Regions from separate parts of the Mus musculus genome. Here region 2 is linked to region 1. Evidence: chromatin loops called from intact Hi-C (ENCODE). Cell type or tissue: heart. All regions are shown on one strand. Each heading gives the region's core, and the rest is flanking DNA. Links, peaks and the distances in the headings are about the cores only. Region 1 holds the start of Tanc2 (tetratricopeptide repeat, ankyrin repeat and coiled-coil containing 2). Region 2 overlaps Tanc2 (tetratricopeptide repeat, ankyrin repeat and coiled-coil containing 2).

The links. Peaks named below come from ENCODE experiments on the same cell type or tissue, not always from the same donor. Only the 100,000 strongest peaks of a DNase experiment are listed, where the experiment ranks them.
Region 2: a loop joins it to region 1, with 2.2 times the contacts of the local background. A loop is called at or near these places in 4 of 42 quality-filtered maps.

Annotation. Positions count from the first base shown.
Region 1 is chr11:105,587,017-105,595,357 of GRCm38, forward strand. It overlaps Tanc2 (tetratricopeptide repeat, ankyrin repeat and coiled-coil containing 2), which reads left to right and starts at 2,970. Exons shown (of 26, transcript NM_181071.3): 1 at 2,970-3,233. In heart, for the core only: CTCF peaks have their summits at 2,722 and 5,121 (motif pointing left); DNase peaks (open chromatin) are centred at 2,545, 2,625 and 5,095; H3K4me3 peaks cover 2,841 bases; H3K27ac peaks cover 2,842 bases.
Region 2 is chr11:105,854,795-105,863,135 of GRCm38, forward strand. Tanc2 (tetratricopeptide repeat, ankyrin repeat and coiled-coil containing 2) reads left to right here. Exons shown (of 26, transcript NM_181071.3): 11 at 2,603-2,834. Among named protein-coding and RNA genes, the nearest start is that of Cyb561, 86 kb to the right of the region's middle. In heart, for the core only: a CTCF peak has its summit at 3,471 (motif pointing left); no DNase peak of the experiment used is centred there.

The DNA of each region.
Region 1 (8,341 bases), core at 187-8,186:
TAAAGGTTCTCATTTTGCAAATTATTATTAAACCCTGCGAAAAAGTTGCAAGTGGATTTTGTTTTGTTTTGTTTTGTTTTTTCAAGACAGGGTTTCTCTGTGTAGCCCTGGCTGTCCTGGAACTCACTCTGTAGACCAGGCTGGCCTCGAACTCAGAAATCCGCCTGCCTCTGCCTCCCAAGTGCTGGCATTAAAGGTCCGGCCCCTGCCTAAGGTACCACCTCCCACAGCCCCCACAAGAGAAGCATGGTCAGTAGTCATGTAAGCAATGGCCCAAGCTTCTGGCCTTCAGGCTAAACTCCTCCCCAGTTACCTAGCAACAGTGAAGACCATAAAAAGGGGTGCTCAGCTCCCCTCGCTCTCTTACACTTTGTTCCTTAACCTCTCACTTCTCTCTCCTCTTCCCTTTCTCTTTGTTTTCTCCTCTCCTGTCTCCTTTCTCTGTCTCTCTAGCCTTTCTTCTCTCTCTCTCTCTCTCCCTCTCTCTCTCTCTCTCTCTCTCTCTCCCTTCTCTCTTTCCCCTGCATTTCTATAATAAAGCTCTTAAACCATAAAAAAGCAAACGGATTTTAAAAGAGAATAACAGACATATTATTTCTTTTAAAATATTATTTTTAATATGAGGCTATCTGCATTAGCATAGTATAACCAACCTTAGGGCTGTTAAAATTGTGTCAAGTCCATATGGCAGAATTCAATCTACCAATATTTCATGGTGCTTCGCAATGAGCACCATAATTTCTAGGTGCTGCCACCTGAACTAGTTTGAAAAGTAACATATTATACCCCTGACTGCTTCATAATTTCTCAAGGGAAGGAATGTTATTAGCTTCAGCAAAACCCACAGGAAACAGCTTAGATACAAAATAATCTTTAAAATAAATAAAAAGACTAAAAGAGACGGAAGGAGGGTAAATTCAAGTCTAAAAACAATGCAAACAGTTGGTATTTTTCCACGAACACTTTATTGTATACTATATTCTGTACTAAATATTTCTCAAAGTTTTGTTTAAATTTCATAATCACTCTGTGAGGTATCATGACTCATTCCAAACAGGTGAAGAAAAGTTTCAAAGACTTGCTTAGCACCACGTCCCAGGGTAAGTGGAAAGTGACACGGACCAAACCTGTTCTTTGACTCCAGAGATAACGACATTGTAATGTTTCATTGTGAAACTGTTGAAATGTAACGTTTCTTTGTGGGTTAAAACCTAAACACAGGCACAGTTTCCTTTTGAGGTGTGTATGCAGTTGTGACCATTAACCAGTGTTGACCATTCTAATAATCCAGAAAATTTCCCTCTGATGCCCACCTCACCTACCTCAGTCCCCTGCTCCTATCACCATAGGCAGGTAGGTTTTAGTTAGACTTAACTTTTGGAACTAGTATCAACAGTCCATATGTCTTTCACATGACTAATTATAGTCATACCTCAGAGTTCTACCTCAGAGTTCTCAAGCGTTCACTGGAATGGCTTGCTTTCTGACGTGACTTCATGTCCATTTTTTAAAAATATTGCATTGAAATTAATATTTTTTTTAAAAAAATCAAAGAAATTACATAAGTGCTATGGGGTTGGGGTAGATTCAGATAGACTGTTATCAAAATAAGCAACCAATCAATCAATTTCTCCACCTTCTAAACGGCACTGAAACAACACCCTTGATTGATGCAATTTGTGAATCTATTTCCAATCATGGCATTTCATTAAGAAGCAGATGACGAAAAAGTCATCTCAGTTAATGGGATGGAAGTTCACCCAAGCAAAATATGCAACGATGATTGCTTTGTATCATCTTGTAGCACGCACTTGGGAAAAAATTTTTATTCCAAGAATCCTGCAAAGTTGAAGGGCTGTTTTCGTGGTTTGAAGCAAGCTGAAGACCATCTAGGCAGAGAGTTTGGGGAGAAACATGACTGAATAGCCTCCAATGGGGTCTTAATGTGATGACTTTCTATGCTTAGCCGGGTGCCTTGAAATCACTATAGTTCTTATTGAAGCTGGTAATGACAGAGGCAGCGTGTCAACTTTACTGAAGTCTAGCAAGCTAAGGTTAGAGAACTGTCATCAATTGTTCCAGATGACAGTTTTCTTTCTTCCTCTCTATTTTCCCTCGCCCCCCCCCCGCCCCCAAGCCATTGTTGTTTTTCCTCCCATCCCTGTTCGAAAGGCAACGGTGGCATCTTGAAAGCAGTCTACACATTACCACTGAGACGCAGGAGAGGAATAACTGACACTTGTTGGCGTCGATGACTTTGAGTGACACGTGTGCCTGTGGTGACCAGAGCCGGGGGCAGTCTAGAGGAACGTTCGGGCTATCAAAGCAGGAGGAAAGGCCCCCAGAAGTGGGCGCACGTGACAGCAGCAGCCACCTCGAGAGTGACATCATCTCGGGGGGCGGAGCCAAACTCTTTAGGGCCTTGTCAGCTATTGAGCTTCCTCTCCTCTTCCTTACCAAATGCCTTCGACCCCACCAGTCCAAGCCCCCTGAGGAAACCAGAAATGCCTACACGTCCTGCAGCGCCAGGGCCCCCTCTGTCAGCGCGGAGCCGGGGTTCACCACCACCAGCTCTCGCAACGCCTCCCCGCCCCCAGGCCGTGGAGGGGCGGGGGGCGGGGGCGCGCGCGCTCCACCACGCACGCGCCCCCACGCACGCGCTCTCCCTCCGCGCTCGCGCTCCTCCCCAACCCGGCCCGGAGGGGGCGGGGCTGCGGGCGGCCTCCGAGGGTGCGACGCCCCCGGCGCGGCGGCGGCGCTAGAGAGCGGCCTGCCGGGCGCGGGTTGCTGGGCGCGCGCTGCTCCGGCGGGGCCCGCTGGCCACAGCCGCCTCGCGCCAGCCGCCCGCCCGCCCAGCGCGGCCAGCTGCGAGCGCCGCTAGCGCGGGGCCCCAGGCGGCAGGCGCCGCGCTCCCTCCGCCGCCCCGCGCGCCTCCTCGGGCGGCCCCGCCCCCGTTCCCATCCCCCTCGCGCTCACCTCCCGGCTGTGCCGCGCGCGAGGCGGAGCGAGGCGCCCGCCGCCGCCGCGGTGCTGAGGGGCGAGCCTGTCCCCCCCGCGCCGCCGCTGACAGGAGGACCGCAGCGGGCTGCCAGCGCTCGCCGGCCGCGAGGCCCCGCCGAGCCCGACTGAGGTGCGGATCCTCCGTGGGGCGTCCGCGGGCGGCGCGGTCCTCACCGGAGACCACTGGCACGCGGGCTTGACCCCGAGGTGCGCCGCGCCCCTTAGAACGGCAGGTAAGGGCTGGGCGAGCAGGGAAGAAGGGTCGGTGAGGGTGAGGTGACAGGGGCGTTCGCTTGCGACGCCTCAGCTGCGGGGGCTGGGGCGAGCAGGGAGACTGGGAAACGGACAGTGAAGTGCCTCCGGTGTCGAAGGCGTGGGGAAGGCAGGCTGCCTCCGAATGAATGTGGGACCGAGGGCGGCTTCGGAGGGCTCCGGGGTCTACCACTTGGTTGTCACCGAGGTTGGTCTTGGTATTTGGTACCTGGAGGGTCTTTGGATGACGGGGACCGGGATGAGATGCGAGGCAGATTGCTAAACGTGGCAAGGAATGTGGTGCAGAACGAGTTGCAAAATGTGTCCCTGAATGCAGCATAAAAGTAGTTGTGAAATGTGCCAGGTAAAGGCACAGGATGGGCTGGCCTCTGTGGCGTAGAAATGCATGGTAGAAGTGTTATTAGGAACATGAATAATTCCTTTGGGGAAGGAGGTGTACTATAATAAAAGACTAATGGGGCTTTTGCTACATATTCTGTCGTAGGAGATCGAGAGGAGCTGCGATTTTTGACATGGGGAAAGTACCCACGTGAAAGCAAAAAAAAAAAAAAAAAAAAAAGATTGTCTGATTGTGAGATGGGAAAGGAAAAAAATGGGGCTAAAATGATTTCAGATTTTGTCATCAACATGTAGAGCATCCATGCAATTGTAGCCTGTCTCTCTATTCCAGGTGTGGAATGTTTAAAATGTTTCCCAGAAAACATAAACAATGGTCATTAGCATTAGGAAAAGATTGGATGTCTTTCACTCTCTCCTCTGCTCCTCTCAAGGAAAAAAGAAAAAAAAGAAAAACACAAACAACAAAAAAAGACAAACAAGCCAAGCACCCTGACTGTAATTGTGTGTTCAGGATCGTTAGGCAAAGGGAACGATTTTTCATGTGTCCCTGCCTTGGCTTTTTTACAGGTGAAAATAAGTGGAACAAGGAAAACAGAACAATATGGTGAACAAAAGGGATAAATTTTCAGGCATTTTGAAGGGTTGGAGCCAAAAGCTATGGCAGTGGCTAATTACAGAGCCTGGCAATAGTGGAATATTCTGGTATGTTTTAGCTCTTGAGATGGGATGGTGAGATAAGATAAAAACGCTATACAGTAAATTGGCATAAAATGCAGCAACATGGATACTGTCAATGTAGTTAGTGTTCCTTGTAGCATTTACCAGGTAAATTGTCTTCGGGATGTGAGGGAAAACCAGAAACAAATGAAACAACTGTTCCTTACCTCTCTTCCTCCTCCTTTCAACCCCATCTTTCTCTCTTAAGTGTGTGTGTGTGTCCACATGCTACAAAACGTTGTGACTTCCATCTAAGAACATCTGTGTTTTGAGAGGATTGTCAGAACATACTGTAATTTCAAAAGTAACAAAAGACAGCTAGATGAGCCATTAAAAATAACGTGTGTATACATTGAGTATCTGTGTAACTGAAACAAAAGCAGAAATATTTGATGTGTTCACCAGGGTGTATTTAATTATTGATGATATCTTGGTGTGTTATGTTGGAATTCTTATAAATTGAATTACCTGCGTGAATGTTGTTCTTATTATAGTAATTTGCCAGATAATCTGAAAATTCATAGTGATTGGCTTCGCCCTGGTTCCAGATTCATTCATTGAGGGATCATTTCCTTCAAAAACGAAATTGGATTTTCCTTGATTAATTTTGAACTTTAGTCTTTTCTGAAGATATTTAGCCTTTTCTGAAGAGGCTCTGTTGAGGCTAAAGAGAGAAGAGGGCCAGAAGAGAATAAAGAGCAGTTCTGTTGGGTCTTCCTGTTTTGTTCTGACTGTAAGCCATATGCACTGCCACCCCCTACTGTCTGTAGGAAGAGGTGTTGCAGAACCCTGTTCTTTCCTTGTTATCACTGCCCCCTTGTGTAAGGGAAGAAATTGATAGCTGCAACTTTTGGGAAACAGTCTTTTCAGATTGTTCTTTATCATTGGAGTGGCTATGTAGATCTATTAATCACTTGTTTACTTTAAAGTGCATAGCTAGGAACACATGTTAACCAGATCTTAGATTTGATGTCCCATTTAAATAGTATCTGATATTAGTTAATTCAGGTTGCTAAAAATGCTCAGGAACATGGGACTCTATTACTTTAGTAGTAGTAGGTTACATTTATACAGCATACACTTCCTGACAGTCTTGTACATTGTTTATACAGTTACAAAATTCTTTGAGGTATATATTGTTATTTCCATTTTACCCAGGAGAAATGGAAACAGATTAATTTGCCAAAGATTATGTAGCTGAGAATTGGAAATGCTGTTTTAATTTAGAAACTCTGGCTGGAAACTCTGGCTCCTAACTGTCCTTCATCACTATACTGGATTGTCCTCGAATTAGTACTGACAAGGCATACTGTACTTAAATGCACATGTCCACCATAAAGCAAATAAACTGTGTACACATGTGCAAAGAGTGCTTATAGTAAATACTTCTTTTTAGGAATTTGTTTTTAAATTCTTTTTATGTGATTATAAGCAGTAAGTAGTCTTATTCAGGACTTTTCATGTGATTAAAGACACATTTATAGTCATGTTTTCTTTGAGGAGGATCTTTAGAGGTCAAAAGTTATATTCAGGTAGTTTGATACACACACATATACCTCATGGTATTTTTTTAAAAAAGTATCAGTAAATTTTTATTGCTAACTTTATTTGGAAAATCAAGATGAAATTATTTCTCCTGCATACTTACATTTTATGTTCTCTATTTGTTTTAATGTGATTAGCAAAAATGGGTTGGATCTTTTGAATAATTAGCTTTTCCAAACAAATGTTTGCTCAGATTTTTCTTAGCACTTAACCATTGTTTTATAGATATTCCTTACATATGAAATATTTACAAAAACGAATAAAGCTCAAGGAACAGCAGTGAACTCTACATTCCTCATATAGCTTCGATTGTTTTAGAAAGTGGACTGTCACCTCTCATGATTGTGATAATTATTTATTTGCAAATTATTTCTACCAGTCTGTTCACAGAAATATTTTCTGGTTACCTTGTGACTCACATAGTTCATGTAGACAGTCTTTTACCTTAATATACATTTGTTGATATTATGGGTATTAAACATATTAATTATGAACAAACATTTTTAGGATGTAAAACTATATAATTTATTATACTGAAGAAATTGATTGAGATATAGGATCATACTTGCTCTGAATTTTTATTGATAATATTTTACTTGTAATTGGTTTGCATTTTTACTGTAAAAATTTACCACCAACACTGTTAAACCTTAATTGGTTATTTCCTTCTCCCATCATTGACTTTTTCTTCTTTGAAACAGGGTCCCCATGTGTAGCCCCAGTTGACAGTGACTTACCCATTCTGTTGTGCATCCATGGTGCTAGCATTAAAGCCATGTGCCACCTTGTCTGGCTGTTACTAATATTTTTTCCTCCAGTGGTGCTAGAGATAAGCCCACGGCCTGGTGTTTACTAACGTTAAGCTGCACTCCCAGCCCCTCACCATTGATTTTTACTTCTGTCATGCTCGCTCTCCTTGTTTGCTATAGTTGACTTTATCCCTTTAGCAGTTCCTAAATAATTAGGATTTTTTTGAATGAAGAAAAGAAGTAGACTCTAAACAGGAATATACTAATAACAGGAGTTTCAAAGGGGAAATACTGAAATGGTTGATACTTACTGGATATATACTAGAATGATTATGCATTGCAATGCATACGAGTCTTTCTTTGTCAAAGTTTTTTCCTTCTTGAAATACAGTTAAAGTCTGAGGGAAACTACTTGGTCACTCTAGCTGGATCAAATTCCGAATCACTCAAAGTTAAGGAGAGTATTTTTACGGATGGTACTCAGATTCCTTTCAAGGACTTGGAGCATGCTGGTACAGAGGGCTTTTAATTTTTCTAACACAAGTCTGAGCAAGGTAATAAATACTGGAAGCCAGCTTAATTATTATACATTTCTTTTTTTCTCTGTGAATTAATTGATAACTTAGTATTATTATATTTGCTTCATATGCCTACAGTCATCAAATAATAGTATTTGATGGGAAGATAAATAATACTGTAAATGTAAATTTTTTAATGCTTTATTATATTGTGAAGACTATCTCTTGGCTTATCTGAATTGCATGCTTTCTAGTAATATACTAAATGAAAATTATTTAAGGTAAAAATAACAACAACAACAAACCAAACCAAAACAGAACAAGGAGTTAAGGTAATGGAGAGTAAGTCTCTTGAAGCTATGGAGAAAAATATTGAAAGTTTGAGGCTTAAGAGGTATGGTTTCTATTCAGAGGTCATTTTCTCTTAGAGGATGTCTTACTGTGAGTCTTAGGATCAAAGAAATTGTAGATGGAGACCAAGAACTCAGTGTCTGAGTCTCAGAAAGCTTATGCAGGTTGTGGATGTGGAGAAAGGAGGGACTTATTATTATTCCAGAAAGTTCTAAAGAATTGTAGTACCATAATTATTTCTGGAAGCACATGCCTTTTGTTAGATCAGTTTACTTTTGATTCGTAGTGCTGAAACATGGGCCATTGTATGTGTTGGGCAAGTGTTTTAGAGTTCTATCTTTAATCCCCCACCTCCCAAAAAAGAAATCATTTGACAGCTATATTTGTCGATGATGAAAGTATCAAATGAGTTGATTATTTTATGGGTCACACCAAAGTATCTTGCTATCTTCAGCTTCTGTTTGCCCTTCTTTAGTGAATGATAAATATGATCAAGTTTAATCGACAAAAGAGGTCTGGAGACATGGCTCAGCGATTAAGAGTAATAATTGCTCTTCCAGAGGTCCTGAGTTCAATTCCCAGCAACCACATGGTGGCTCACAACCATCTGTAAAGAATCTTATGCCCTCTTCTGGTGTGTCTGAAGACAATGACAGTGTACAGTGTAACTCACATATACAAAATAAAATTAATTCTTTAAAATAAAAAGGGAGAAACAAAAAAACTAGGCTGATGCCAGTCTTTACCATACTTTATTTTTTTCTCCCCATAGAATCAGTTTCTGTCTTTTTTTCAGTTGTGGTAGACAAAACCTCTCTAGTGTCTTTTTACTAGAATTCAAGTTAGTCT
Region 2 (8,341 bases), core at 121-8,120, 270 kb after region 1:
GCAGGGAAAGGGTTGTGCCAGTTGGTTTATTAAGGTAGACGGATTCTGAGCCATTTCTGAGCTATAACTATAATGAGTATAACAAATTCCTCAAAGCTGTAAAGTGCTGTATAAATGTACCTTTTTCCCAGTGTCATGAGAGACTCAGGAAAGGTACATACATTTAGGCTTGCTCCCTGTTTTTATAGATAGGAAATATTTAGGTAGTATCAAATGACAATTTAGAGGGCTGGAGAGATGACTCAGTGCTTAAGAGCACTTGCTGTTTTTCCAAAGGACCTAGGTTCAATTCCTAGCACCCACATGGCAGTTAACAATTGTCTGTAACTCCAGTTCCACGTGATCTGATGCCATCTTCTGGCCCACAAGCATCAGGCATTTTGATACAGGCTCACTGAAACTGTAGCTCATGATAAACTATGCTAGCTGGCAGAGGTCTGTCTGTCTACACCTACCCAGCACTGATTTTACTGACACACAGCCTTTTAGACATGGGTGCTGTCATTTTATCTGACTGAGACAGCTCAGTGCCTAACATAGTTTTCATGGAATTTATTTACTTATACATACCACGTAACTACTTTGAAATGTGCAATTAATAACCTATTTTGAATCATCTTGCAAATCTGAAGATATTGAGTGGATTTTCTACCTGAATTCTTCAAAGAAATCAAGACTTTATATTTGGAATGCCAAATACTAAAATTAAAAGAGGAGCAGCTTTAGAATCTATAACTGTACACTGACTTTTGTTAAATGAAACCTCATTAATCCAAGTCCACATCTGACAGCTTCCGTGTAGTTCAGTGACAGAGTGCTTGGCAGTAAATATAAGTGCCTGGGCTCCATTCCCAGTACTGGAAACATCTCCAAGTACACATAATGATTTTTAACAAAATCAGTAAAAGAAAGTTTTATAATCTTTATCTGTAAAATAATACCTCACTACATTACATAAAAAGCAAGTTATACAAGGCTCGCTGAGCTGTGCATTGCCTCCACATCTGGAATCAATTGAAGCAAAGTGTGGTGAGCCTACATGTTGATTCAAAGACCTGTGTCTGTGAAGACAATAACCACTGGCTGCACAGTTGGCTGAGAGGACGAGGTTTCCCTCTAGGGAACACTGTCTTTAACATAGATAATAAAGCAGAAACTAATCACCTAAAGAAAAGGATGGAGCTCTAAATACAACCTCTGGTTTCTAGTCCTCCTATGGAGTTCAGACTTCTTTGTTTCACTCATAAGCAATTCCTGTAGTTAGCTTTAAATATACAATAACATCCAATATTATTTGATTTCCTTTATGTTTAATGAGAAAGATTTTTACTGCTTAAAAGAGTTGACATTTACAGAATGTATTAAAGAGACTACCACACTTACAGATTAGGAGGTTTGTTTTTTGTTTTTTCAGAATAGAACGCCTCTGCTGTAAACTTGTCTAAGAGGGAAGTAAAGAACAGCATTCCCAGTACGTTCATGAGTGCTATTGGGATGTCTGAGCTACCTATAGGCACAAAGTTAGTTGCTAAGTGAGCACTCAGCACAGTGATGGTGGTACCGCTTAAGATGAGTGTGGACGTGGTGGTGACCATGATGAAGAGGGCAAAATCAGCTAATGTCATTACCCTCTTACTGTGTTCTAAGCACCTTGTCAGACTCTTTCCATAAATCAAGCTTGAATCTCTCCTATTGATGCCATGTTTTCTACTGTATGCAATCACTTTTCTTGGCAGTAATGAGCCAGAAGAGTAATCTATATTAAAGTCACTCTCTGTGCTAGGCGTGAGCAGGTGGAGGTGGAGGCAGGAGGATCAGGAGTTCCAGGCCAGCCTCAGCTCCATGAGTGCAACCCTATCAAAAAGAAGGAGGGGTCTTTTTTGCACTTGCACTTGAGGCAAAAAAAAAAAAAAAAAAAAAACAACCATAACAGAAGATATGGAGTAAATTCTGTGCAACTCTAATGGACAGCTTAAAACAGACAGACAGACAGACAGCCCAGAACCTGAATGTTATTAATACTCTTAAACTCTTAGAATTTAAGACCCACATTTAGCAAAAATCTCACCTTTTTCCTTCTTTCCTTTTTTCTAATTTTGGTACTTTTCCTCTGTTTGAATTTTCAGAAACTGTTCACTGATAATTTTTAGATCTAAGTTATTTTATTTTATAGGCTCATCTTTTAAAGAACAGGACTGTACCATAAAGTGATGTGAGCATGTGTATCTCTTGAGACTACCATGGTTTTCCTCACTGTTTTATTTCTAATGCTTTGTTACAAGAGTAGACCTTTCTATACTACTGTGTGGAATAAATGTTTGCAATATTAATGTACCTCTTCCTTCTCAGTCTTGCTTCTTATCTCATACAATCGAGAAGGCGTAGCCCATTTTATTTATAAACTTTAATTTTAGGTTGTTAGAATATATACATGTATTATGTCTAATTTTTGACTGTGCATAAATTATGCAGTTGCATTAGTGGCTTTTATTTTTATTTGAAAAAAAATTGAGAAAATGGAGAAACCAAAGACAGTGTTAGGGTATGGTCATATGTAACCATAGCTGCTAATAAGCCTGTTTGCAATCTCATCTTTCCATAGGTGGTTGCCTATCACTATTGCCAGGCAGATAATGCCTACACCTGCCTGGTACCAGAATTCGTCCACAATGTTGCTGCCCTGCTCTGCCGCTCACCTCAGCTGACAGCTTACCGGGAACAGCTTCTTCGGGAGCCTCACCTGCAGAGCATGCTAAGCCTCCGGTCCTGTGTTCAAGATCCCATGGCCTCCTTCCGGAGAGGAGTCCTAGAGCCCTTGGAGAACCTCCACAAAGGTATAAATAAGGTTGAAAAGAGCCGTGGTCACTTGCGTTGTGATATAGAAATGATTGTGTTTATTACATTGTCAGAACTAAATGTTCTATAGCTGATGTCTACAGAGTACAGCATGCAGAAGACTTTTCTTGGGTAGAGTGTGATAATGCACATATGTAGTCCCAGCATTTGGAAGAGGCTAGGGTAGGTGGACTGCTTCAATCCAGGAATTAAAAACAAACCTAGGCAATGTAACAGGACGCATTTCAAAATAACAAATCTATGTAGAAACTGATCCTTCCTCCTTCCTTTGTAAAAGTTCTTATTTTGATTTCCAAATAATTTTAGTTTTCTTATAATAAAGGTAGTAGAGCTTCTAATCCTTTCTGTGGAAGTAGAATTAATCAATAAAGTTGCTGCTCCATCTCACTCTTTCAGAGTTTGTAGGGCTAGAATCTATAGTTAGAAAATATCTGCAGTACATTTATTATGCCACCCATGGCTGCATACCTCACTCAGTATTGACACTAGAAATCACTTACTGTTCACTTGGAAGGTATGTAAAAAGGCACATGGACATTTTGTGGTACATAAATTGTATCAGAAAAGCTAGTGGTTGTTAATGAAAATGAAATGAGTGGGCTCTGTCTCCCTCTTGTGCTCATGCCTTACCTTTTCCTTTCCAGCCCTGGTACTCACTGAAGCCTAAGCACAGTCATCTCCTTAAACCTCTCTCCACATTTTTTCACCTTTTAAATTTTTTATTTTTAGTGTGGGGAGGCAGGTTGGTGTGGAGCATTGCATCCATAATACAGCTATATGTGAATGTACACATCCACATGTAAAGAGGCCAGAGGAAGAGGCTGGTGTCTTCCTCTGTAGCTCTCTTCATTAATTGTCGTAACGCTGGGTCTCTGACTGACTGACCATTGAGCTCCTGAATCTTCCTGTCTCTCCTCCCACCCCCAGCACTGGGGTTTCTGGCATGTGCTGCCATACTCAGCTTTTTACATGTGTGCTTGGGAGTCCAGCTTTTGCATAGCACTCTTTTTTTTTTAGATTTATTTATTTATTATATGTGAGTACACTGTAGCTGTCCTCAGATACCCCATAAGAGGGCATTAGATTTTGTTACAGATGGTTGTGAGCCACCATATGGTTGCTGGGATTTGAACTCGGAACCTTCGGAAGAGCAGTCGGCGCTCTTAACCACTGAGCCATCTCGCCAGCCCCCTGCATAGCACTCTGAGCACAATGCTGAGTCGTCCACTACACACTGTGGGCATGCACCCCAAGAAGGTAAATACTGCAGCAGTGTTGTCCAAAACAGTGGACTTAAAATAGAAGTCATTAACAATACTTAAACCTTAAATATGTATAGGTGAGCCTCTTCTAAATAACCTATAGGTCAAAGAGCAGGTCATACAAAGAATGTTTAATATTTCAAAATGAATGATGTAAAATAACTTGTGTGAGTTTCTTTCTTAAACTAGGAAAATAAATTTAATTAGTATAAATAAGGAAGTGATCTTCTAACAGAAATGATTGAAGTAGAAAGTTGATGTGAAATTGGATAATCAAGCCTCAACAAGACTGTTCAAAAAATATGGGAGAAAAACATGAATTAACAGCAACATAAATCAAGAGCTGGTACTACAGTTCATAAAAATATTTTTAAAAATAAACCATTATAAACAACCTTATCACAATAAAATTCAACAAACTGACTAAAGTAGACAGGTTATTCTTAAAACACACATATTGCTTAACATATTTTAAAAAAAAAAGAAAAGGACATTTCATGATTTAGTCAGGCAAGCATAACACTGATGGACATCAAAATGTCAAACATATGGATCTTTTAAAAACTAAAGAAAGAAGAAGTAGATTATACACCATTATTCCTCATGGCTATCATAACAAAATCGTTGAAGAAGAAAAAAGCTAATACCGAAGTTAGTTTCTACTTGGTCAGGATTACAGTGTTAGCTTAACATTTGGAAGTTAATCTATATAATTTATCATATTAACAAAGGCTCATCCATATAATTATCCTAATAAGTACATAAACCCAGATGTCCATCAATGTAATGAATAAACGGATTGTAAACTTGTTCAATGGAATTCTTCTTAGTAATAAAAAGAAACAAATACTACATTCAACAGTGTTAGTCTCAGAGGAAACAAATGTGTGTAGCCTGTGGTGATCGAATTTAAACACTGGCTAGCTGCCCTTTGATCACTGACAGGAAGGATACCTAAGGGAATTTTCTTGAATGACAGAAATGTTTTTCAATTTGACCAGGTTTTTAGTTGCGTGATTATATATATATTTACCAAAACTTATCAGAGTATATAATTGAAAATTATATATCAGAGTATATAATTGAATTAAAAATCATATATACATATCCTCAGGTAGCTAGAGTTTTCCTCCCAGGGGAGTTTTACGGAAAATACTTTTCAATTCGTAGTCAGGAATTAGATTGTTAATAACGCACTTCTCCTTTAAAAAAATATAGACAGTATTTTCCAAAATTTTTAAAGATTCCAAAAGCTTCCCAGTGGGCATTTGCTTCAGCCACCAATATGAAGTGAGAGAACAGGAGCACCAGAGCAGAAAGGAGGTGATTCTGAGGGACAGACAGTGGCTGTGGGTCTGTTAGCGACTCCTGTGTGCTGTACTCAGAAGCACACTAAGATGCAGTTGGGATTTCAGCACTCGCTGTTTCCTCTTCTCATTCAGTGTCTGTAATCATTACTTATCTCCGGCACCTATGTACAGTCCTAGAAGGGACTACTAGGGAAGACTCCAAAGATTTACTAAGGGTATATGTAAGCAAAGGCAATGAGGAACACCAGGGGATGTTATTTACAGGGGTTAAAGCAAGATTAAAAGCCTGGGAAACTTTTCCAGTGACTTCTCAGCTAGAGCAGTGACTCATAATTTAAAAGTCTCAGTTAGTCCATGACAAAATAAGAAAATGAGACTATCTAGAATTTGAGTGGTCATAGATACAGATTTTTAAAGTATAAAGAAGTTAATATATTTATTTTTTAATTAAAATTTTTTTCTGATGTAAAATGAAGTTTATTTGGGGCATGAGAAGGGGGCGTTGAGGAGAGAGTAGAGGCAGAGAAAGAGGGGACAGAAAAGGATGGAGAAAGAAAGGGAAGGAAAAGAGGAGGAGGCCAGAAAGAGCTAACATTTGTCTATGAAATAATTCTGATAATAAATAGTAGTTTCAGACTAGAGAAATGGCTCAGCCATTAAAGACTAAACTCACGATCAAAAAATAAATAGTATCTGCATTTTAAATGTTCATACATTTAAATGGCAGAATATAAAATATCAATTTTTGTTTGTCCTTACTTTATTTTAATTTTTTGGTTTTTTGTTTGTTTGTTTGTTTTTGTTTTTGTTTTTCGAGACAGGGTTTCTCTGTGTAGCCCTGGCTGTCCTGGAACTCACTTTATAGACCAGACTCAGAAATCTGCCTGCCTCTGCCTTCCAAGTGCTAGGATTAAAGGCATGCGTCACCACTGCCCAGCTATTTTAATTTTTAAAATTCTTTTAATATTCTGTAAAAGCTTGAAAATGAATATAAAGAAGCATTCATATAAGGCTATTGCATTTTAAAAGCAGTTTGAAGACATTAAAGTCTCTTCTCTTAAGTGTATAACTCGTGAATCTCATTAGACAAAAAAAGAAATTATTTAGCAGTGTCTTTCATTTTTTACAATGTCTATAGTATTAGAAGTTTTGTATTTTGTTTTAAATTATTTTTAAAAAATAATATATACTGATGTCTTTAATAAACTTATCTGTTGACATCTTATAAGCCTGCAACCCTAGGTAACGCCTCCCAAGAATGGAAGGAAAGTCTCAAGCAAGAAAACTTCACAGGAGTTTAAAAAACTGTCATTATCCTGATAAAGGGACAAACGTTTTCTTTCTTACAGGGCTAGAGATCAAATCCAGGACCTTCTGTATGGTAGACAAATCCACCACCCAGCCCATATTAGTCCCCACTTTAGAGAGAAGAAATATTTATGTTTTATTCATGGAATAAATAATGTACTCTATTGAAAATTTCTGTGAATAAAATTTAGCTTTATTAGCAAATTAATTGTTTCATTCATTACAATATCCAGGGCCAATGATATGGCTCCTCTGTGGGCAAAAGCACTTTCCTCTGAGCCTGCCAACCTTAGTTCAATCACATGGTAGGAGAAAACTGACTATACACACACACACACACACACACACACACACACACACACACACCACATCGCAAATGTAATTTTTAAGAAGTGTTTGAAATGTTTCTCAAAAAAAACAAAACAAAAACAAAAAACTTTTCTACAGGGGAATTGTCATCAGCCTTTTGGTCCCTGTGAGGATCTTGGCTTAGGAATCACCCAGGTAAAGTGTGAAGGGAGAGTGCCACACTTCCAGCAGTCACCTGGGGAAGGAAGAACCACTTTAACACTTGGCTGTTTCCACTGTGAAAATGTTCTCAGGCCACCACCGGCTGAACAACTGCTTTTGAAACTAGTGAGCTCTCCTGAAGCAGCATACAACTTGTCCAGCAAACTAGGCGGTGTGCAGCCAACCAGATACATCTATTTTCTCTGTGGAAATTAAGATACAATTAAGTTTCAGGGAGCCAGAGTTCTCAAAATCAAGCATGTAATAATTCCAGTAGTTTAGGTAAATTCCTCATTCCAAGTTATTCCTCTATTACTTCATTTTTTAACTTAAAATTTTCCTTAATTTTTGGAGTCTCTAAAAGACTATTTTGTTTTCTTGGTGCCAAGTCATTAATACTAACATTTTATTTAAAAAAAAAAACTTGAAAGTAACAAGTTAAAATTATCTGGCCTGCATCATTGGGAAGAGAGGCCCATTGGTCATGCAAACTTTATATGCTCCAGTACAGGGGAACGCCAGGGCCAAGAAGTAGGAGTGGGTTGGTAGGGGAGCAGGGTGGGGGGAGGGTATAGGGGACTTTCGGGATAGCATTTGAAATGTAAATGAAGAAAATACCTAATAAAAATTTTGGGGGAAAAAGTGATTAAACTTTAGCAATATACAAAAAAAAGATTATCTGGCCTGGAGCTGGACAGTGGTGGCACATACCTTTAATCCCAGCACTCGGGGATGGGAAGCAGAGGCAGGCAGATCTCTGAGTTTAAGGCCAGCCAGGACTACACAAAAGAACCCTGTCTCAAAATATATATATATATATATATATATATATATATATATATATATATATATATATATATATATCTGGCCTGTGGATATAGCTCAGTGTGGAGTGTTTACCCATCATGCAAAAGGCCCTGGTTACAATCCCAAGTATTGACAAAAGATACACAAACACCTCTTCATAATTTGAGAGTTGACATTATAGTATTGGTAAAATGAAATTAAGTTCTTAGTGCAAAACTTGAAAAAACTGTGAGCTCATATGTAGAACAAAATAGAATAGTTTGTTTTTTACTTTTAAAAATTAAAAGA